Regions from separate parts of the Mus musculus genome. Here region 1 is linked to region 2. The links are chromatin loops, found by intact Hi-C in ENCODE. Cell type or tissue: gastrocnemius. All regions are shown on one strand. Each heading gives the region's core, and the rest is flanking DNA. Links, peaks and the distances in the headings are about the cores only.

Region 1 (11,630 bases), core at 2,232-10,231, 210 kb after region 2:
TAAAGGGGAGAAGAGGGTGGGAGAAAGAGCAGCCAAAGCAAAGATGACTGGAATACAATGAAACATGTATGAAAACATAAGCAGCTATTCTTAGCTGACTGAGGGAAAAGGCCGACTCTTCTGGTTCAGAGAGGTTATGAAGGGGCTTGAGTGTAGAGTGTTTCCCTAGCACGCATGAAGCACTCAGGAGGTGGAAGCAAGAAGATCAGGAGTTGAAGGCCATCCTCAGCTACAGACACAGTTTGAGGCCAGCCTGGGCTACATGGGACGGTCTCCAAAAAAAGGTGATTAAATATTTATATGAGTTTAATTAATAACAAACTTTCCTTATACTTCTCTCCTACCTAACACTTTCCCATCATACAACCTTATAATATATTGACACTCAAGTGTCTAGATTGTATATAAATTCCATTAACTTCCAAACTAATAGAAATTCATTTGTCATATTTTTCTCCATACTACTCATAAAAGTATTTGTGAAAACACTTGTAAAACAACAGCAAACAAATAAACAAAAAGAAATAAGGAAAAAGAGAACAAAAGAAGAAAGAACAGAAGAAAGCACGCACACACTCTCGCAAGCATGCACAAACACACGCGCGCACACACGCACACACACACGCGCACACACACGCACACGCACACACAGGAACCAGCTAGAGTTGACAGCACAGATGAGGTAGAGAAGGTAGAGCACAAAGGGCCTGGGAGGTAGATTACCTGTCAGGAGTAATGGGTTCTGAACTCTCTGGTGGCAGGATGACTATGGTAAGAAATAATATATATTTCAGAATAGATAGAAGGGGGCATTTTTAAAAATGTTTGTGCCAGAAAGAAGTGCTAAATATTTAAAACAATGTATTGATTATCCTGATTTGATTATTACACAATGTAGAAATACATAAAAACATCATATCTGCCCTGTAAGTATAGACAAGCATGTGTCAAATCAAAATAAATTGAAAAGAGGAAAATTATAACCACAGCACTACATATCAATATTCTCAGAAAGAGAAAAGATTTTATTTGTCAAACAAGAGCACAGACTTATTTTTCTAAAATACATACACTCAAAAGGTGGCAAAAACTAGAAAATAGGGGGAAAAAAACTTAAAGCATTATGTATTTTTTAAAAAGTCTCATAAATTATGTTAAGCAAAAGGCATGGCATACAGGGCATTATGGCTGTTTTATGTGAGGCTTAGATCAAGCTCCAAATGCTAATCCTAACAGCAATCTCCTCACACACCCAAAGGACAGTGCAGGAAGCTGCTACTGCAGGGACAACGAGCACTTATTCAAAACTAGAAGAAAACATTCTATTCCACAGCAGATCCAACCAGTCAGTTCCCACCAAGTAATCCCTGTTTTCTTTCTATAAGGCAATCACTTAAAATGGGAGAAAATGAGAGGGCTCATTGCCTAAGGGGGTGGACTAACTGTGCAGAGCACTCAATCCCACCTCAGGCAAGTTAAAGCTGCTTGTAACTCCAGCTTCAGGGGATCCGACCTCCAGCCTCTACAGAAACCCACACTTGTGTGCACATATGCATGATTAACAAAGTAAGAATAGGGCCAGTCATGGTGGCACAGGCCTTTAATCCCAACACACAACAGGTAGCGAGACAGGAATATCTCTGAGTTCTAGGCCAGCAAGGGCTACACAGTAAGACCGTGCATCAAGCCAAACAAATAAATAAAGATCTTTAAGATGTGAGAAAGGGACTGGAGAGATAGTTCAGTGGTCAGGTGTATATGGCTGGTCTTCCAGAGGACCTGTGTTCAATTCCCAGTGGCAGCTCACAACTCCAGTTGTGACTCCAGTCCCTATGACGTCCATAGGCACCATAGCAGGCACATGTGGATGCCAGGGGTCAGCCTGGGCACTGCTCCTCAGAAGCTTCCCACTTGTTCCTTTGAGACACACTCTCTAGTTGAGACCTGGGACTCGGTAATTAGACTAAGCTGACTGGCCAGCAGGCTCTGGAAACCCTCTTGTCTCCTCCACCTCCCCAGTGCTGATATGACAAGCTCACTTTATCCAGTGCTCCTGGCTTGGCGTTTGGGTACCAGAGATCTTTTTACATGGCCATGGGGATCGAACTCAGGGCCACAAACTTGAGGGGCAAGCACTTTATTGACTGAGCCATCTCCCACATCTTTAAATTATTTCTCTTGTTAAGATATTACAAGAGCCCTTGTTTTGTTTAAAAACAGACAGAGAGCTAAGGATTCTTTCTCTAACTTTAAAGATATCACAGTTTTTGGAGAAAGTACCAAAGGAGGTGCATCTGCCCTAGAAACAACCCGTGTTTAAAATCTTACCAAATCACAGCGTGGGCAGTATGGCAAGTGGCAATTACAAGCATTCTCTTTGGGATAGGCTAGTTCAGAGTTCAGAGTTCAAATCCTAACTCTACTATTCATCAGTAATGCAATCTTCAGTTTCAATTTCATCACAGAAAAATGAAGACAAAAGCCCAGCCTTCTTTGAGCGCTGTGATGTCTGAGTGAGATTGCCTATACAAATACTCAATAAACAGCAGTGCCTTACATTCATAAGTTTATCTTGCTAAAAAGACATAGTTTATCTCCTAAAAAACATAGTACTCATGTAGCTGTGTTCTATGTGACCTATGCTTTACTGTCACTATGTATGACTCAGATACAATTGTGACAGAATTACTAAATCTAAAGCAAAGCGATATTATTCAAAACAAAATTAAAAAAAAATAAAAGATGGTTGACATGACATTTCTGTCATTCAAATCAGAAATAGGAAGAGCCTAAATTAGAAGTTCCTTTTTTTCTGAAACTTAGTGCACGAGGCTACAGTCCTAAAAGTTAATGTACCCGAAAACCATATCATAAGGCTCTCCACAGCTGGCAAGTGGCCGTGTGCTAATGTGGTACCTCCAACAGAGACACGTTTAAGGGATTTGCTTCTTCATGCTTTCCTTTAAATTCTATACACCGCTGATTCCAACTATAAGTTCTAAAGATGCTGTGTGATGAATCACAGGTATAGAAACATGCAAATCAAAACAGGAGACTTCACTGTTTTTAATGCAGCCTATGCATACATTCACACAGTGAAAAACCATAGCAACCAACCTCTTCCTTCTTGCTCTTTCTCCACCTATACCAGCTGGAGGCAGGCCAGTAAAAAAGGCAAGCTAGAAAATAAATATATGTCTTTAATCATTTAAAGCACATGCTTGACTATGCTTTCAACTGCATTCCTGGATCCAATATACAGTACATTTCCATGGTGGTCCGGCCCTACTTAACCACTGCTGGAATTAGTACAAAGTATAATACATGTGTAAGAAAACACCCTAGTGAAGCCTAGGGCTCTGTATACTTAACATGAATTATAAAAACAATGTGAGTAGTTAAGAAAGTTATTCTGTAACTAAAATGATCAGGTAAAGTCAAATACACAAAATTTACAGGTTGAAGAGATAACATGGCTTTACAAAGTGTTATGAAAAGAGCAGGAAAACACATTCAAATTCCCATAAACATAAGATGGGACGTCATTTGATCTCTATGAGCTCAGGGCTTTCTTTTTCAAATGAAGATGTGATGGCTAGGCAAGTGGTCACCATCCTTAAGGATGGAAAAAACTTACCTTTTTGCCGATGCACACACTAGGGCTACATTAAACTTGAAGAGGGCCACTGAAAAAGTTCAACAGGTACAGGCACTTGTCTCTAAACATAATGGCCAGAATTCAATCCCCAGGGCCCACATGGTAGGAGAGAGCCAACTCCCAGAAGTTGCCTTCTGACCAGTACATATGCACTATGTCATGCACACATGTACACTCATACATGATGAATAAATAAATAAATGTATGTCATACGAATTTTAAAACAATTGGCAGATGGCTTGGAGGGTAAACGTTTACTGTGCAAGCCTGGCAAAGTGGGATGGATCCCTGGAGCCTATATAAAGGCAGGAGAAAACTGATGTTACAGTTGTCCTCAGACCTCCACACACTGTGGCATGGGCTCCCTCCCCCAATACAGAACACACACATACACAGGAACACTGAGAATTTTCAAATCATTTAAAGAGTGACCATCGAAGGTCACTTTTTATGTGCTAAGGTCAGGAACTCACAGACTTTCTTGCAGTCATTCTCAAAAGGTAAGAACGGGTTTGCACCTGGAGAGGTGTTCTCTCCAGGGCTGTGATAAATCACAACAATGTACACATAACTATCATCCTTTAAATTCAATGCCAGGAAAAGCTAGGGAGCCCTGTTCTACGTGACTAGGAAGGTGTCTTCAAGCCCTATGAGTCCATGACTCTTATTTGTGTGTGCATGGGCATTGTGCATGCCATGGTGTGCATGCTGAGGTCAGAAGACAATTTGTGAGCACTGGTTCTCTCTTTTCCACCATGTGGGTCCAAGGAACTGAGCTCGGAGCTTTGGACTTGGGGACTCGTGTTAACTTGATGAGTCACCTCACTGGCTTTTCCATGTCTCTTAAAAGTGCAAAATTGCATATGCTGGAAACCTCTTGGAGTCACATCTTACAGAAAGATGGATTTGGATGGCTGCATAAACATACTTGTGTGCTATGAAGGTTTTTAAAGTTGTAGCCTGGGGACTGGAAAGATGGTCCAGTGGGCAAGAGCACTTGCTGTTCAAGCAGGAAAAAAGAGTTCAAATCCCAGGCTCCTAATTAGGAGGCCAACTGTGCTGCATATGAATGGGTAGCCCCAGTCCTGAGGAGAGGGGGGAGACAGGAGGCTTGTTGGTGCTTGCTGGTTGTTATCTAGCTTCAGATTCAATGAGAGGCTGTCTCAAAGCTATAGGGCAGGGAGTTAATGGTAAGACACTCAAAACCCTCCTCTGGAGTGCACTCACAGGCTGTGTGCAACTGCACATCACACATAGCCAGCCGCTGCCCGCAAGGCCGAGGAAGTGCCTGTCAGCAAAAACGCTTGCCACCAAAAGCATGAAGACGTGAGTTTGATCCCCAGTACTCATGCAAAAAAGCCAGGCCTGTTAACTTACAGTGGTGACAAGTAGGTTCCTGGAGCTCTGCCTAGCCAGCCAGCTTAGTCATATTGGCAAGCCCAGGTCAGTGAGAGATCTGTCTCAAGCTCCAGAAGAATTCCAAGTTGACCTCTGGTTCCTGCACACGCTAAGGCAAACTTTAAACCTGCCTTTCTAAGTTCAGAAAGCACAGCAGAACAAAGGAGATCTTTAGTGTGTTGTATATCTAGGAGGGGTGTCTGCCATACAAATTTTAAGTTGAAAAAGCATGGAAAATAAAGAGAAAGGAGAAAATCTAACCGCTGAATCAGAAGACAGCCAGCTCAGGCCTACACACACATTACTATCTTAAACAAGTGGCTCTCTATAGTTGCAGTTGATCTGAGAACTAAACACAACAGAAACCACAATCGCTTAGAAGAAGTAAGGACATTAGCAGAGAGGGAGACTTTACCTAAGAATACAATTCAGATAAAGCCAAGGATCTGTAAATGCATGCAAACTTTGAGTATGTGCTTCTAGCTCTCCTGTTCTTCACTTGCTTTAATATAGGGTATCACTGCATAGCCTGCATAGCCTTGAACTCACGATCCTCTAAGCCTCCTGAGTGCTGGATTACAAGAATTACACCATGCCAAGTGAGTCTGTGCTTGCTTAGGACAAAGGAATTCATTATTTTCTTCAGATCCTAAATGAGATCAACGGATCCAAATTGGTAAGACCACAAATTAAAAAAAAAAAAAAAAAAAAAAAACATTTAAAATATTAATTTATGAAATTTTTTTAAAATATAATTTCTTAAATTAAAGAAAAAGTGCTGCTGCAGAATTGGTAATTTTATTCTTACCTAATTCAGACTATTTAATGCAAAGCATGGAAACAAAAAATATATTTTGAGCCAGGTGTGGTGGCGCACGCCTTTAATCTCAGCACTAGGGAGGCAGAGGCAGGCAGATTTCTGAGTTCAAGGCCAGCCTGGTCTACAAAGTGAGTTCCAGGACAGCCAGGGCTGTACAGAGAAACCCTGTTTCAGGGAAAAAAAAAAAAAAAAGAAAAGAAAAGAAAGAAATATATTTTGATCTGACAAACAAAACTCCATATCATACTGAACATTGAGAAACAGGGTGCTTCATATGATCAGAGTAACATTTATGATGCAATATAACTCATTTAAGGTCACTAGGGTGAACAAAGGGGTCATCATATACTAGCCATAAGATGGAAATGAACTAAACTGATGGTACAATATCGCCCTCTGCTGGACTCAGCTGATACAAGATAAACCTCAAAGAATGAGCAAGACTTCCCAATTTGGTCTGGGGCATCCTTGATAATCCTTGTCACACAGTGGCTTTACAGAAGCCACTCCTGAGAGCAGAGCAGTGGCTGTGGCAGCAGAGTCCACCTGGATCACATCACAGGAAGGAACCCGAACAGTGCCGCAGGCCCAGGACACACAGTCATGACTGAGGAGGTCACAGGCTACAATGGGGAGCTGTCACTGTTTCATTAAACAGATATGTGTCTCTCAAACTGATTTCCAAACATTTGTGTCTATGCCCAGACTGCTGCTCTCAGCTTCACTAATGGGAGGAAATGTTCCCTTTGCAATGGGAGAGGGTTACTGCATAAACTCACCAGTTAAATTTCTGAGAATAAGTGTCTATTGTGTGGTATAGTACCCAAGGCTCAGCCAGACACAGAAGATTGTAACCAAACACTTACATTGCCCCTCCCCTCCAAAGTCCCAGGAACATCACAGCAGAAGGGGCAGGAGAGTGTAAAAGTCAGCAGAAAGGGAAGCATGCTGTGTAGCCATTTCCTCTGGGTTGAAAAGTATCCTCTCATAAAGGGGTAGGACACTCATGAAGCTCCTGGAACTACAGGAGGGCTGGCAAACATCTCAGCAGCTGAAGGGATTTGGGGCCAGGCCAGACAGCTGATCTCCAGTACTCACATATTCTAAGGAAAGAACGAACTACTGTAAGCTGTCCTCTGACCTCCACAGGCACACTGGGACGCATCACACACACACACACACACACACACACACACGGACACGGACACGGACACGGACACGGACACTCGCACACAAATATTTTAAAAGAAACAGTAACTTCACAGGACTCCAGGAAGCTCATAAAAGTTACAAGACTAATGAGGTTCCCCACCAGAGATTGGATGAAGAGCACACAAGCCAGGAAGACAAGAGGCTCTTAGGCAAAGAAGCTGGGCACAGGCTGTACTGGTATTGTATGAAGCACCTCTCACAGGTCATCCTGTTTGTGGAGGTGGCTTTTCAGGAACATTGCTGCCTGAGTCGCTTACAATAAACCCAATAAACTTCCAGGCTTACCAAGCTCACAGACTGGAATCATGAATTTGTCATTGTCTTCTTTATCTGAAGTGAAAGGATGTAGACTCCCATGTGAAGTAATGCAACAGCATTAAAATAGAAGGGCTTCTTAACTCCCTGCTGGGCTTTAAGAAGATCATCTACCAAGGGAGGATGCTTGAATCTCACTTAGAAGAGGAAATAAAATAGTCACAATAGGCAGATGGAGGGAAGGGTCTGGGAGGGAGAGGGGATGAGGAAGGGAATGGGATCAAGTACAGGGAGGAACATGTGGGGTGGGGAGTGGCCAAAAGGCCATGAGAATAAATGGAAATCTGCAAATGATGGAGGCGGGGGTCATCTCCAGGATGTGACAAAGACCTGGGATAAGGGAGGCTCCCAAGAATCAATGGGGGTGACCTTAGCTGTGACTCACAGAATTGGTGGAATGGAACCTGAAGAGGCCACCTCCTGTAGCTGGGTAGGAACCTCAATGGAGGGATAGGGACACCAACCCACTAACCCCAAATTTATCCTGTCTTTAAGAAATGCAGGGACGGGGGATATAGCAGAGACTTTGGGAATGGCCAACTAATAACTGACCCAACTAGAGACTCATTCTAGGGGCAATCACCAATCCCTGACACTATTAATGATACTCTGTTATGTTTGCAGACAGGAGCTTAGCATGGCTGTCCTCTGAGAGGCTCTACCCAGCAGCTGATTCAAACAGATGCAGACACCTACAACCAAATAGTGGATGGAGCTTGGAGACTCTTATGGAAGAATCAGGAGGAAGGATTGGGGTCCCAAAGGGGATAGGAACTCCACAGGAGGACCAACAGTCAACTGACAGGGATGGACCCTTGGGGCTCTCTGAGTCTGAACCACCAACCAAAGAGCTATATGGGCTGGACCTAGGCAACTTGCACATATAGAGCAGACATGTAGCTTGGTCTTCATATGGGTACTGAACAACTGGAGTGGGACTATCCCAAAAGCTGTTGCCTGTCTGTGCAATGTTTTTCTGGCTGGGCTGCCTTGTGTGGCCTCAGTGGGAAAGAAGCCCTGCAGAGATTTGACGTGCCAGGGTGGGGGGATACTCAGGAGGAATACTATCCTCTCAGAAGAGAAGGGGTGCAGGGAGGGGAGGATTGTGGGATGGAGGGGATCAGCAGGGGGAGGGGGCAGTGAGTGGGATGTAAAGTAAGTGAGTGAGTGAGTGAATGAATGAATCAATAAATAAATAAATGGAAAAAGAAGATGATCTTTCTTTCATGTACCTCAGCTTGGTGGCTTTCTGTCCTTGGTTTAATCTGTGTCAAAAAATATATCCATTCTGGTAAATTCTTTGGGATGAGAATTATATCCATCTTGAGCCTACCTTCTGAACATAAACTAACTTGTCTTTGTTCCTTCTAATGCACAAACCTCCACGTAAGCATGGCATTCCAAGAACAGGAGCACTAATGGAAGACAACTGTCACCTTTTCATCCAGGTGGGCCGAAAGCCAAACATTAGCCACCCTGTATCTGACCCCGTTATCCAATTGGCTTACTGTCTCTTTAAGCAACTCTAACTACCACTCCAGAGGCATCTCTGCAAATACATTACGTCATTCCTTTACTTGGCAACTGCTTTTTAAACTCAGGCATAAAAACTCATGTTTATTCTTATTAACTTATTCTTAAACTCATGTTTATTCTCATTAGCTCATGTTTATTCGTCCTTTTAGACTGCTCTTGTTCATAAGCTCTACTGTGAATTAACTGCAATAGCCAACATGCCTGCTGCACTCTCAACCCTGTGTCATGTAGCCCCTAGTGAGGTTCACATACATCTTCACTAGCATAAACTATGGACAGAAGAGAGAGGAGAGAGCCCTGAAGCACATCAGGAGCCTCCCTGCAGTTCAGTGATGGTGTGTTCAATGTGCAGGTGCCCATCAAAGGACCTCTGTGTCCTACTTTTGGAGACTAGGATTTGGGAAGACAGAAAGTGAAGATGCAGCATCTATTCTAACGTCTTCCCTCAATGGAGTTTCACGAGGCTGAACACTGTCCAGCTTGGGATTAGTCATCCATTCACTCTTTTCGGATACAGACAGTCCAGCACAATCCAGTCAGTTGTAGTTAGGCCCTGCCATGTTCCGGCCACTTTCAGGAAAGCATTTTGAGAGACTGGCCATGCAGGGGGCTGCGAGGCACTGCCAAGCTCTACCAGCTCACTCCATGCTTCAGACATACTCTGCTCGCAGCAAACTTGTCCTTCCTCGAGCTTAGTGCCCACGGCTCACCCTGGAGCTCCTGGTCCAGAATCTCACTGTGCTTTGCGGCTGAGCTTGCCAGCTGCTAATTTTCAGAATTAACTTACTTACTTTTGGGAAAGGCGCACTTTGTCTCCAATCGCTTGGAAAATATGCTGCCTTTTAACATCCCTGAGGATAATGAGCAGGTGCAGGCTGTTTTAACTCTATCTTGAAATATAATTTTTTTTTAGTTTCATGAAATGATTTATTTTATTTTATTTTTAGTAATTGCCAGTAAATATTCTTCAAGGTGGGTAGCAGGAACCCAAACATAATTATGTCCTATTCCATACCTACTATTGCTTTCAAAGAGTCAATTTCATGTCACTTCAAAGCCAACACATCTCCCTTTGAACTGGGTGACTTTGTACAAGAAAAAGAGAGAGCAGCAGGAGGCATAGTAGGGTATACAATATGATATTCTAGTCCCTCTTTCTCCTACATCTCCCCCACATCATGGGGTCTCAGACTGTGACATGGCCAAATCTATGGGGATTCGTATGGAGGCAACCTTCTGCTCATATGTCTAACATGAGATGCTTTTGAAGGGAAGGAGGGAAGATTACCAAAATGCATTTTGGTTCTGCCTGAAGGCGCCAGCCTCTGTTGTTTACAAAAGATGCTATGTAGATGATACACGAGTTCAGTCTGAAATATAACTATTCACGAACCCAGAGGACTGAGCCCATTTAGGAAAGCGTCACTTTGTGGAGCCAGAACTTTCACTCTTCTCAGAATGACTGTTCTACGTGTTTGTTTGTTTGTTTGTTTTTGAGAACGATCACATTTTCCCTGACAGAAAGGCCAAAAGCAAAGCAAGACGTTCAGAACCCACCTTTCTCTCCATCTATCATCAGTGTGCATCATTCCAAGAAGGCCTGTCTCCTGCTTCATTTGTTTCCTGTCCCTTAGCAATTCTTTACTCTCTTAGTAGTTCACTGTAGGGTCTAGTTTTTTTGTTGCAATTCTAACAGAGCTGAGCCTCCCTCTTATATTTGTACTAATATGACTCTATTTTGGCTTATATTTTTTGTAACTGATCTTAAGTTTGTGAAATAAAACTTGATTGTTCAATCTGGGCAACACTTAACAAGGAGTTCATCGGGCCACTCATTACAATACTTTAAGCTTTTCAAAATGAAAATTTTTAAATGCACATTCCTCCTCCGATGCCCTCTCTCTAACTTAAGATGAATTCAGGATCCTCTTGTCTTTGGCATAGACCGAATTCCTCATTTTTACTCTTTTAAAACTATTTAATGAGACAGGTTTTTCCTATATAGTCCAGGCTGACCTCACAGCAACCATCCTGTCTAGTTTCCCAAGTGCTGAACTTATAACTGTGAATCATCATATCGGCTTCCCAATTTGGGGGGCAGGGGAGAGAAGGTTTCAAGACAGAGTTTCTCTGTGTGGCCCTGGCTGTCCTAGACTCGCTCTGTAGATCAGGCTGGCCTCAAACTAACAGAGATCCTCCTGCCTCTGCCTCCCAAGTACTGAGATTAAAGGGATACACTACCACCGTAAGGACCATGCCCCCCAATCCTTTATGGGGATTTTTCTCTAAACTTCCTTTTATTGGTTATAATAATTTGGTTTGAACTAAATTTGCTTTCCCTGAACTTCCTAAAACTTATAACATACCTCTTAGGCAGATGCTTATGCCAGTTTTTTTTGCATTGTTTGAAATTCACCTGTCCAAAGTTTACAGCCCTTCTCCCCACTTGCAAGAATGGATATATTTTTTAATTCTTCATTTTGAGCAGGCAGGATGGTTTAGCAGGTACAGGAACCTGTTGCCAAGAATGATGACTGAGTTCAATGCCTCAGGCCCACATGGCAGAAAGACAGAACCAGTTACTGCAAGTTGTCCTGACTTCTACACAGGTACACACACACACACACACACACACACACACACACACACACACACACACACACACGGATATATATACACACAACTAAAACA
Region 2 (11,630 bases), core at 1,348-9,347:
CTTGAGTTCTATTCCTGGAATCCATACAAAGTTGGCAGGAGACAAAAGGTATCTTCTTACCACAACACATGGACACCCACAAATAATAAATAATTTTTCATTTAATTTTTCATATTTGCATTATTTTCTATAGATGTATTTTTTTTAATTAATGTGGGCTAGAGAGAGATGGCTCAGTGTTTTAAAGCATGGACTGATCAGAGAGGAATTCCTAGCTTCTACATCAGGCAGTTCACATCCCCCTGAAACTTCAGGGTGTCCTATGTTCTCTGCTGGCCTCCATGGGCTCCTGCACGTGCATATATCCTCACACAGACACACATGGATACACATAAATGAAGGTAAAAATAATTATAAAAGGCAAAACATGATAGGCTCTTCAATTGTTCAAATTATGTTCCTAGTTTCATATATCCTAGGTTCAGGAAAGTAAATAGACTCCTGTCCTCCTTCCTCTGGACCAACTTGACGTTTTAAAAAGTGGCAAATTGTGTGAATACAGCCATCCCTTGGTATTAAGGAGCTAGTCTGAGAGCCTCTTACTGGTTCCAACACTAACACTAAGAGGTGTTCAAGTTCCCTCTATAAAATGGCACCATATTTGCATATAACCTACAAACATCATCTCACATACTTTAAACTATCTATAGATTAATTATAAAGCTTAATGCAATTTAAAATGCTATGTAAATAGAGAGTAATGCCAAAAAAAAACTTAGAAAGCAAAGACAGACACATCTCTGTGAGTTCAAGGTCAGTCTGGTTTACATACTGAGTTCTGAGCTACAGAGTAAGACGTGTCTTTAAAAAAAAAAAGTAGTTTTGAGAATCACAAGAAAAAGATATGTACATCTTCAGTGTGGATAGAATTTTATCTTGAATAATTAAAATACAAGGTTGGTTGAATCTGAAGATATAGCTGGTGGATCTGGAAAATTGACTACAACTCTACCAGCAACAAGAACTTTACATTAGAAACCAGAGACGTATGCTAAAATTCAGTGCTGAGTGAATAAAACTGAACCACAGAAGGCAATCTTTCCTCTTTGAGGAGACAATAGACTGGATGAAGGCAGAAGATGCTGTAAAGCGTCCTCCAAAATTCACAATGAAGAACGAAGTTGAGCGAAAGTAAGCTAAGAGGCTTTTAAGAATTGCAAGGCTGGGGTGTCACTCCTCCTCCTGATACTAGGGCAACGGTGCCTGAGCACAGTAATATTATGGTTGTGTAGCAAAGTGTTCTTATTAGATACGCATATCAAAGTATTTTTAACGTTTAAAATTGGGACTGTGAATAAGGCTCAGTGGATAAAGCTGTTTGCTGCCAAGTCTGAGGAATCAATTTTGATCCCAGCGACTGAAATGGTGAAAAGGGAGAACAGAACAGACTCTAGAAGTCATCCTCTGACTCCCTGCAGGCTAAAGTAAGTGTACTTTACATTTTTTTCTTAAAGAAAAAGTTCAAGGTTAACGTAAACTTTATTTTAAAGTTCTAGAAGTCACAAAGCTAGCAAATAACAAAGGTGGGTCTGCTTCGAATCAAATCCCAGTCTAGCGACCTCCTGAGCTCCATTTTGTCTTCTCATAACCTACCAAAATCTGTACTCCCAAATCCTGCTAATATACAGAATCCTCTCTTTTAGGAAGCTATTAGTGACTTTCCTCCATGTTTAGATGGTCCTCTTTTGGTCCCCCAATGACAACTGGACCCCATCTGTATTTAAATAGTGTATATATATATTTTCTCATCCACTCGCAATAAACTCTTGAGGATACGAATCTAGTTCCTACAGTGTGTAATACATACTTCTGCAGCAGCAGAATATCACTCATATTTGAAGTTTTTCTCCACCTTTTGATGGGAAAACTCTGAACTTGCTCAGGTCAAACCACAGACCTGCTTTTATGCATCAAACATGGAGCATAAACAAACTGACAGACCAGATTTTCAATAAATACTTTGAGTGAATAAATGAATAATTCAGAAAGTAACCTCCTTTCCCGTGACTGAGTCTCATTCCCCAAACAACCGTGCTTGACTCTTGGGAGAAAAAGACAGGGTTTGAAATTACTTTTATCCTTTAACATTTAAACATTGGTCATTTTCTCCCTCATTTTCACCGTCATAATCACACAGAACATGATTTTCACTATTTGAAAATGTGAGGTTTGGGGGCAGAGCGGTGGAAATCCTTGGGTTTATCTTACGGCTAACTAGTAGCAATTATGTTCAACATCTCAGCTAAATGCCACAAAGTCATAAATTGGGACTTGGAGGTGGTACTCCGAGGGAAAAGAATACAAGTTAAGCTGATTTATTTATAAGCTTTCTTCCCTGGATTGGTTGTGTTAAAGTCGCACCTTCTTGGGTGTGACCCTCGGTGACAAAAATCTTCTCAATGTGTACTTATTAAGTCTATGACTTTAAGATGTGGGATAACGGAAGAGTTAAAATGGTGTTAGGGAAAGCGGTGGTTTTTTTTCTAGATGCTTTTATTGCAGAAACAAGGGGAAATTGACAAATAACCTTCCCAGAGGTTTGCCTGAATTGACAATCCCACAGACCAGGGAGACCTGACACTCTGACAGATGCTTTTGCTGCAAGTCCGCTGAGGTGGGCGGGTCCCGGGAACTCAAGGCTGGGTGGGGGTGTGCCCGAGGGCGGGCCCAGGGCTGCAGGGCGGAGCCGCGGAAGGCGAGAGGCAGCCTGGGAAGTAGCGCCATATTGGCGGTGGCCGCGCTGTATTGTCATAAATAGAGCCGGTTTTGTGGTGTTTTCACTACTCGGTTGAATGCCTCGGCTGTAGAGAGTGGGGAAGTGAGCGAGCTACAAGCGAGCGAAGGGAATTGGACAGAGGAAGGAAGAGAGGGCAAGAACAGGACCCCAAAGCGAAAGACACTCGCTGGAGAGAGACGCAGGAAGCGATGAAAGAGATGTCTGCGTAAGTGGGGGCGGCGGTTGAGGGCGAGGTGGAGAGAGGTGCGCTGAGGTGGGCAGCCCCGGCTTCCAGCCCCTGCGCCTGGCACCCTGCGCAGCCGGCCGGGACCTCTGCTTTCCGCTGCCCTCCACTCCGCAAGGGCATCTCCCCTACCCGGGACTCACCTGGCCGCCCGGCGGGGATTCGGGAGTCGCCGTCAGCCCCCCGCCGCCCGCCTCTGAGGACGCCCCCAGACCAGGATGAGGGGGAAAGGCGCGTGTGGCTGAGGAGAAAAAACGGTCGGTCACTCTCCTGCCCCAGCCGTGTCTGAGCCCGTCTATTCTGTCTGCATTGGCGCAAATACCATCCCCCTGCCTCCCCTCCTCCCGGCCGGACCCGCTATCTTTCAGGTCTTTCGGAGAGGGACTGACCTAGCGGAGCCCCTAGGTTTGCGGTTGCTCCATGAGAAAGGCTAAACCCTCTACCCCGTTCCTTCCCACCGACCCACAATATCTACCGGGCTGTATCTATCCCCTGCTCACACTTTGATAAGTCGGAAGCAGTTTCTGTACTTGTCAAGAATTTATTAGAATTTCTTACCTTTCACTTTATCCGGAAATAATTTCAACGTACAGAAAAATGCACAGAAATACAAAACACCATTTGTGTAGCCACCACCCATTTTTCCCTAAGACTAACATGGGGTGTGTTCTTAGCTCTTTAACCTTTCTTTCTTGAAAAGAAGTCGAGCATTCCAATACATCTGAAGACTCGCCTATCCTTTCTCTGATTGCATTCACGACGCTCTTCCAAGGCCCCAGAGCACTGAGTTTGGTGTTTCTTGTTACTGCATTTTTAATGTTGATAGTACCTATCCCTGTATCCATAAAAACTGTGTACCTGTTTTAAACTGTTTATAGGGTATTTATTATCAGTTACTACTCTGTAGACTGGTTCTTTAGAACATGATCTCTCTGACCTTTTGCTATGTTAATATTTTCATTATTAGTTATTTTTTATTAACTAATGTATTCCGTTTATAAACATAGCCCAGTGTAGTACTTTTAGTGACTATTTTGAGCTATTTAAAAGTTTTTTATAGAATGTCAGTGAGAATTCTATTTACCTATCTTTGTACCTTCAGTAACATTTCTGTAAGGTTTTTTTTTTTTTTCCTTGTAAGTGAAATTCATAACACTTTTTGAGACCTACTTCTTAGAGTTCCTGTTTGGTTTGATTTTATGAAAATCTGTCTGTGCCATGTATTAATCACACACTAATCTTGCTCAGACAACCTTATCTCTCATAGACAGACAGACAGACAGACAGATAGATAGATAGAACTTGAAATAATTAATTGAAGTTTTGTTTGTTCTACAGCAAGATAAAAATGGGAGAGAAATTAGAGTTGGGTTTTTTAAAATACTCCCTTATATTTCATTAAGTCATTTCAAAGGTATATAGGCTGTTTGTTGAGATGAGGTTTCACATGGCCATGAGCTTGCTTCTGCCTCTACCACTTGACTTGTGCCACCAAACCTGGCTAAGCTATCTTATCTTCTCTATTGTCCTTTCTTTCTCCCCATCCTGTAAAACCTCCAGCTGAAAAACATGTTTTAGTTTGTGGACTTACAAGTCACTGCTGTTTTGTTAGTTCGGTTTTTGGTTCAGAGATGGAACTCAGGGCACTACACATGAAACAGTCTGTCACTGAGGTACATCTCCAACCTCAAGGCAATTTTTAAGCATTTAAAATGCAAAAAGAATTAACTACAGTTGTATTTTTGTGGTGTTTACATTTTAAATTGATAAACTTGCACATAATTTGTACAGTGACTAGTTTAAAGCAATTGGCTTGTCCATCACATTTACTGATTACTTATATAAATATGTATACTGTAATTAATTAGTATTTATCACAGTTGCCCTACTGTGCTTAGAATTAATTATAGAGCCAGGCATAACACAGACCTTTAATCCAAACCCCATGAGGCAGAGGCAGGCTGATCTCTGAGTTCAAGTCTGGTAAGTTCCAAGACAGAGTTATATAGTAAGACCCTGTTTCAAGAAGAAAGAAAGAAGTCCTAGTGTCCAGTTATACCTTTCTTTGGTGAGAAGGTATTGCTATGTAGCTCAGGCTTTGAATGTAGATTCTTCTACTTCAGCCTTCTGAATGAAGGGAATAGAGGCATGGGCCTATGTCTGTCCCATTTAACCTCCCTCCTTTCTTCCTCTGTTATTTTTTTTTTAAAGAGCTAATTTACTCATTAAAAGACTGCCTTTTGAGATTATATTCTTACTGTTATGAATAGTTCTTTATGCAAATATGAAGAAAGGTGGTTAGGTTGAGAGTATATACTCATTTTTTCTTTTGCAACAAAATGTACCCCATATCTTTTAGTTATAGATGTAGTCAGAATTCTGTGGTGCTTTATTGAAGATTGTAATTTTATACTAGTTAAGGGCAATTAAGGGTCATTTGAGCCCTTCAAAATTTGCTGTTTAATGTAAAGAATTTGATAATTATTCAGTGTGAAAATGATATGAGTTCCAATCTAAAATGAAGAATACTAAGTACAGTCACAAAGTGTTAGAAATGTAAACTCAGGTTCCAGGAAAAGATGTTTGTGAATGTAAGTTTCTCCAGGGACTGGTTGAGGTTTCTTTTTAAGGCTAGATCATGTTCTGAGGACCATTTGATGGATGTTTTGTTCCCTTACTTATAGGAAGACCATTGTTTTACTAACAGTGTCTTTCAAGTGTTTGACTTCTTTTCAAAGATTCTATAACCTAGATAGTATTTGACTCAGCCTGCAGGGAATAGTAGAGGGAGCCCTGGCATAAAGCCCATTCAGGGTCTTTGCAGTTGAACTGAGTGGTGTTGATACAATTGTCTTGATTCCAACACATACTGCTTTGGGCTTGAAAAGACATCCTGACCATGGAAGCTGGAAGCTGTATGAAAAACACTTCATAAAGACAGAATACCCGCCTTTCCTTTTCTTTTTCTTTCTCTTTTTAAAAATGACTTCCTTGGTAATGTTCCTCAAACTTTTAAGTGGCTCAAATAACTTAAGAGGTTCAATGTGTCCATATGAAATGAGACTTAAAATTTTTTCATCATTTCTTTTTCTTGAACAGAAACACTATGCTGGACAGCCAGCGTCAACAGAAGCATTATGGAATTACCTCTCCAATTAGTTTGGCATGTCCTAAAGAAATTGATCATATTTATACACAGAAGTTAATTGATGCCATGAAGCCATTTGGAGTATTTGAAGATGAGGAAGAATTGAACCACAGGTATATCATTGAAACTATAAAATACTTTTACAGTCTACTATTTAATCATTAACTCATACATATTGAATACCCAGTGATCACTGCCATAAAAATGCTCCCCAAAAAGGAAAATCTTAGTTCTCTTGGAACTTAAAATTTTAATATGGATTAAAAAAGAAGACTTAACTGTCAAATAAGTACAATGTTAAGCATGACTGAGTACTAGTGGGAAAAATAAGTTTGAGGGTAGAAGTCTTTTTTTTTTTTTTTTTTGGTTTTTCGAGACAGGGTTTCTCTGTGTAGCCCTGGCTGTCCTGGAACTCACTTTGTAGACCAGGCTGGCCTCGAACTCAGAAATCTGCCTGCCTCTGCCTCCCAAGTGCTGGGATTAAAGGCGTGGGCCACCATGCCCCGCCTGAGGGTAGAAGTCTTTAGAGAAGACCTCATTGAAAGGAAGGGGGCATGTGTATGTTTGAAGGAAGTGTGCTCTGGGCAGAAAGTCTAGGGTGAGTGTGTAGTTGGTATATTTGAGGGGTAGGAAGAAGCTTAGGACAAGGGCACCTTGTAAGGCACTATAAGATTGTGGAAATTGAACTCATTAGGGTTTTGAGAAGGAGATTGGCATGATCTGACTCGTGTTTTAGCAGTTATTCTGGTCATTGTGTTGGGAATAGTGTAGAAGGGAAGAGGGGTCAGAGGACAAGAGCGGAAGGAATTAAAAGGTCATTATAACAGCCCAGGTTGGAAGTAATGATACCTGAAACCTGAGGATGGCAGTGGAAATAATAGTGTAGTCTAGATGTGTTAAAGGTAGGGTTCTTTTAGGACAAATAGAAGCAGTTTCCAAAGAGGAGTCCAAGATTTTCAGTACCTGCATCTTACTGAATGGAATTCCATTTTCTGGGGAAGACTGAGACAGGCAAGTTTGGAAGAATCAGGAGATAGTTTCTCGTTTATAGGATGCCTAAACGCATCTCTCTCTCTATTGTTCTTTTTTAATGTGTTTATGCCATTGGTTTTAAGTTTAATAATATCAAACTGCATTAGTTAAGTACTATTTCATAAAAATTAGCCAGTAATTAACTTACCTATTTTAATTATATATAACCCCAGTACCAGTGAGAGTACCAGTGAGAGAGAATCTAGTCTCTAGTATCACAATGAGTTGATGTAATTCTGTTGTAAAGCGGACTTGACAATTCAGTTTGCCTCTGTAGCCTGATTGAAGGTAACTTAGTGATTTATATTAGATTTTTTAATATTTGAAGACAATTCAAAGACCAATCTATTATCACATTTATCATGTCTGGCACTCTTAGATCTTTTAGATGTATGAGGTATCAACAGATGTGATAGCATGAACATATATATGATATGAATTTAACAGAGCATCAACATCAAGTTTCTACCTGTGTGTTTATTTCTTTAATGTTGTTTAAAAGTTTAAAGTTCTCATCTTTTATTATAGGCTGGTTGTTCTTGGTAAATTGAACAATTTAGTAAAAGAATGGATTTCTGACATCAGTGAAAGTAAGGTAAGATTGAAACTGCATAGAATTCATTCACTGTTTTTATTTCAGTATCATCCTAGCAATGATATGTAAGAGTCAAGTTATCTGAAATACTTTAAAAAAAGACCCCGCATTTCTAAATAATATAACCTTATATGGTATATGACTGTCTACTTTTGTATCTTTAGAAGGATGCTTTTTGCCTTGCTTGCAAAGGGCAGTTTTCTTTTCCTTTGTCTTTTTGCAGAATAGTAGTGTGTGCCAGGTTGTGGGCAAATGAAATACAAGTTCAATCCATTAATTTTGACTATCATATCTTAACAATTATATCAAATCTTTATAGAAACATTTCATTTTAAATAGGTATTATAATTTTGTAGCTCTCCATTTTGGTTTACAATAGGTTAACTACTGGCTTCCAAATTGAACATCAGTAATAACAAAAACAGGCTCTCTGGCATACTTGGGAATAGAGTGATCCAGACAACTGGATTTCTAAGTAAATGAGGTTCTAACCCAGAGATAGCCAATTGTAGTGACAAGTCTATAAAAATGTCTAATTTGACTCCTATGTACTAGACCAGAGTTTCCAGGTTCAGGAGATTTTACTTAAGAAGCCAGACTTTAGATTTACAATGTATTCCATCTGACAGCACTGGGCTTGTTTTTGAGTACAATACGAAGAGGCTTGGATGAGATCGGGTTCCTGTTCTCCAGCGCCTCATGGCCCCCAGGATCTGTTTTCTATGTCATGGTGACTGCCATTTACCTATGTTTCCTGTGTGGAAATCTCTTAGTTGCACTTACTACTCAGACATAGTTTGCAAGTCCTAGTTCATAATTATGGAACTCTCTTAGTTTCTGCCTTTTTAGAGGGTTTTGGATTATGAGTTTTCTTTGTTGTTGCATGAGTATTTTACTGAGTGTACTAGGATGAGGTTGGGCATGTTCAACTAGGTGGTAAAACTTTTTATTAGTCAGCTTCTTATCCCTATAACTGATTCCTGAGATGGACTACTTAGGAAGAAAAGATTAAGCTAGCAAACAGCATTGGAGGTTCAGGTCCAAGTTCAGACAGCTCCAAGCTGGGGTGGTAGTGGGAGGCAGGGGCAACAGAGCGCTGTGACAGGAGTGGAGTGAGGGTCAGAGCAAGTGTCACACTCCACCTAGGAAATAACCAGTGAATCCAGCAGCACCCCCTTTGAGGACACGCCTCTGTGACCTAAGATCCTCCACATCCTAGTCCCAGCCACCTAGCCTCTTACAGTCCATACTGCCATCCTAGAACCAAGCCTGTTAGCATGGAACCTTGACGAAACACTACTCATAGTGAACCATCCATTTATTTGTCCATTCACCAAGTGGCCCTAAATCTTACAGTTTAAGCAGTAAGCAGTTTTGTTTGTTCATACAGTAGTCTCATCTTTTCCCTTAACAGTGCTCAGTTTAAAGTAAGTATCTCAGTATTTTCTGTTAGAATTTTCAGTTAGAATTCTCTTTTTAGTTACAATGAATTTGTAAGGTTGGTTCTTTTGACTTAGAATAAGGTAATGAGACACTAAAGACTTAGACTTTAGTCATTAAATTTAATTTAGTCTTTATGTTATTTACTTTTGTTGCCAAAAGGGTATCTGGCTCATTTCAGATTTGTCAGGAAGGGTTATATCAGTAGCTAAGGTTGTTGGATACAGTAGATTCTGGAGGTAATCAAAAATTCAACTATAACAGCTATCAAGTAGATAAAGTAACCAGCTACTGTATCGATATTATACTGTCATTTATAAATATTCTAATTTGGGAAATAGATAACTAAAGGGTTTAAGCTAAGTCAAAGATCATTTGATAGTTGTTGAGATACTCTAGTATTTTTCACAGATAAAATTATCTTCAATTCTGTAGTTGTATAAAAAATAATGTATCCTATAATACCACTTCTTATAAAAGATGTAGGAATCATACTTTCTTTTTCTTTTTCTTTTTTTTTTTTAAATTTATTTATTATTATATGTAAGTACACTGTAGCTGTCTTCAGACACTCCAGAAGAGGGAGTCAGATCTTGTTACAGATGGTTGTAAGCCACCATGTGGTTGCTGGGATTTGAACTCTGGACCTTCAGAAGAGCAGTCGGGTGCTCTTAACCACTGAGCCATCTCACCAGCCCCTTTCTTTTTTTTTTTAAGGCAGGGTCTCACTATGTCACTCTGTTACAGAACTCTCTATTGTAGACCATGCTGGCCATAAACTCACAGACATCTGCCTCTGACTGATACCCTTTCAAGTGATAGGATTAAAAGCATTCACCACTATCACACCCAGCAAGGATTTTTTTTTTCAACATAGAAAGTAAAGTGATATTTTTTTAATGGTCTGGCTTATTTATCTTTTTTATTAATGTGAGTCTTAATAATTTTATTGGCTCCTTCCTAGCTAAAATTTTGAGATTCTTGAAACATTACTATGCATTAACCAGAGGAGTGACTGTGTCTTGTTGTGCAGGTCATTTTCTTCAGGTTAGTCACCAGAACTGTGGCTGGGGAGATAAAAGAAGAGTAGCAGATCCAGTTCTCACCTCTGACCAGTTTAAGTATGGTTGACAAGCTGAGAGTTATATATTAGAAAGGTATCTCTAGAAAGAGAGCTCGGTTGATAGAGTGATTGCCACACTAGCATAAGGGCCTGAATTCAAATCCCCAGAACCTGATTAAAAATAAATAGGTAAGGCTGGGTATGGTGTGCATGCCGTCAGTCCCAGGACTCAGGAGGCAGAAGTAGGTGAAGCTCTATAATTTCAAGGTTGGCCTGGTCTATAAAGCTACTGAGGATAGCCAGGATACAGAGAACCTTATCTCAAATAAAAGCAAACAAAGAAAATAGCTAGATAGGTAGGTAGACAGATAGAATAGGTAGGTAGGTAGGTAGGTAGGTAGGTAGGTAGGTAGGTAGGTAGGTTGATAGATTATGGCACCATACTCCTTAACCTCAGCTACAGGGTCAGTGAGAGATCCTGTCCAAAAAAAGGAACAAGTGAAGAGTGATCAACAAAGACACTTGACTTGACCTCTGACCTTCATTACTCACACAAGAACACACACACTATACCCACTTACACACAACAAGTAAATGTAGTGTAAAATAACTTTACAGTTTAATGGCAAAGGAACACAAAAGAAGAAGCTTATTATAGAGTTGAAGATAATCAGGGAATGCTTTGTAGAAGGAAATGAAACTTAAAATGAACTTTGAAAGATGGGTTGTTAAGAACACTAGCTGCTCTTGCAGAGGACCCCAGTTCAATTCCCAGCACCCATACAGTGGCTCACAGCCACCTGCCTATAACTCCTCTTTCAGGGGAGCTGATCTGCTGACCTCCACAGGGACCAGGCACATACATGTCTAACAGACATACATACATTTGAGTAAAATAAAATAAAATAATGAATAAAGAAAAAAGTGGATAGTATTAAGGTACTGATGGGATAAGAAAGTGAGCATTCAAGAGAAAGACAATGACAAGTGATGTGGGAAGGAGGTTAGGTCATGAAATAAGTTGGCAGTTTAAACATGAGGAAAGGAAGACTATAGGAGCACATTGTGGAGATTTTTAGTAGCAAGCCCAAGAATTGATACTTCAGTGGTTGAGGAGAAAAATGCACTGGTGGTTGGCTTTATGCAGGTGGCTCATAAAATAGAATAGGTGAGTATTTACAACAGTAAGAGAAGGCGAGGGGCAAGTGTGTAGTTTAGGATAATAACTCTTATAAACTTGAGAATAAGGGGAATAGGAATTGAGAAGAGAAGCAACATCTGTGAGGAATGTAAACTAAAAATGTATAAATGATACTGACTATGGTAATGCTGGCCTGTGATCCCAGCACTTGGGAAGTAAAGACTGGAATGTTAGAAGTTTGCACGAAGCCA

The links. Hi-C counts contacts between places; a loop is a spot of excess contacts. Peaks named below come from ENCODE experiments on the same cell type or tissue, not always from the same donor. Only the 100,000 strongest peaks of a DNase experiment are listed, where the experiment ranks them.
Region 1: a loop joins it to region 2, with 2.4 times the contacts of the local background. A loop is called at or near these places in 2 of 42 quality-filtered maps.

The regions. Positions count from the first base shown.
Region 1 is chr11:23,674,057-23,685,686 of GRCm38, reverse strand. The region is part of intron 4 of Pus10 (pseudouridylate synthase 10); the gene reads right to left. Among named protein-coding and RNA genes, the nearest start is that of Pus10, 14 kb to the right of the region's middle. In gastrocnemius, for the core only: a CTCF peak has its summit at 6,276 (motif pointing left); DNase peaks (open chromatin) are centred at 6,284 and 6,908.
Region 2 is chr11:23,886,334-23,897,963 of GRCm38, reverse strand. It overlaps Papolg (poly(A) polymerase gamma), which reads left to right and starts at 2,694. Exons shown (of 22, transcript NM_172555.2): 1 at 2,694-2,942; 2 at 6,060-6,221; 3 at 7,669-7,735. The coding sequence starts at 2,926. It overlaps Gm12061 (a long non-coding RNA gene), which reads right to left and starts at 3,712. Exons shown (of 4, transcript XR_872317.3): 1 at 3,519-3,712; 2 at 3,104-3,201. In gastrocnemius, for the core only: no CTCF peak of the experiment used is centred there; DNase peaks (open chromatin) are centred at 2,663, 2,982, 3,215 and 5,758; H3K4me3 peaks cover 1,787 bases; H3K27ac peaks cover 1,185 bases.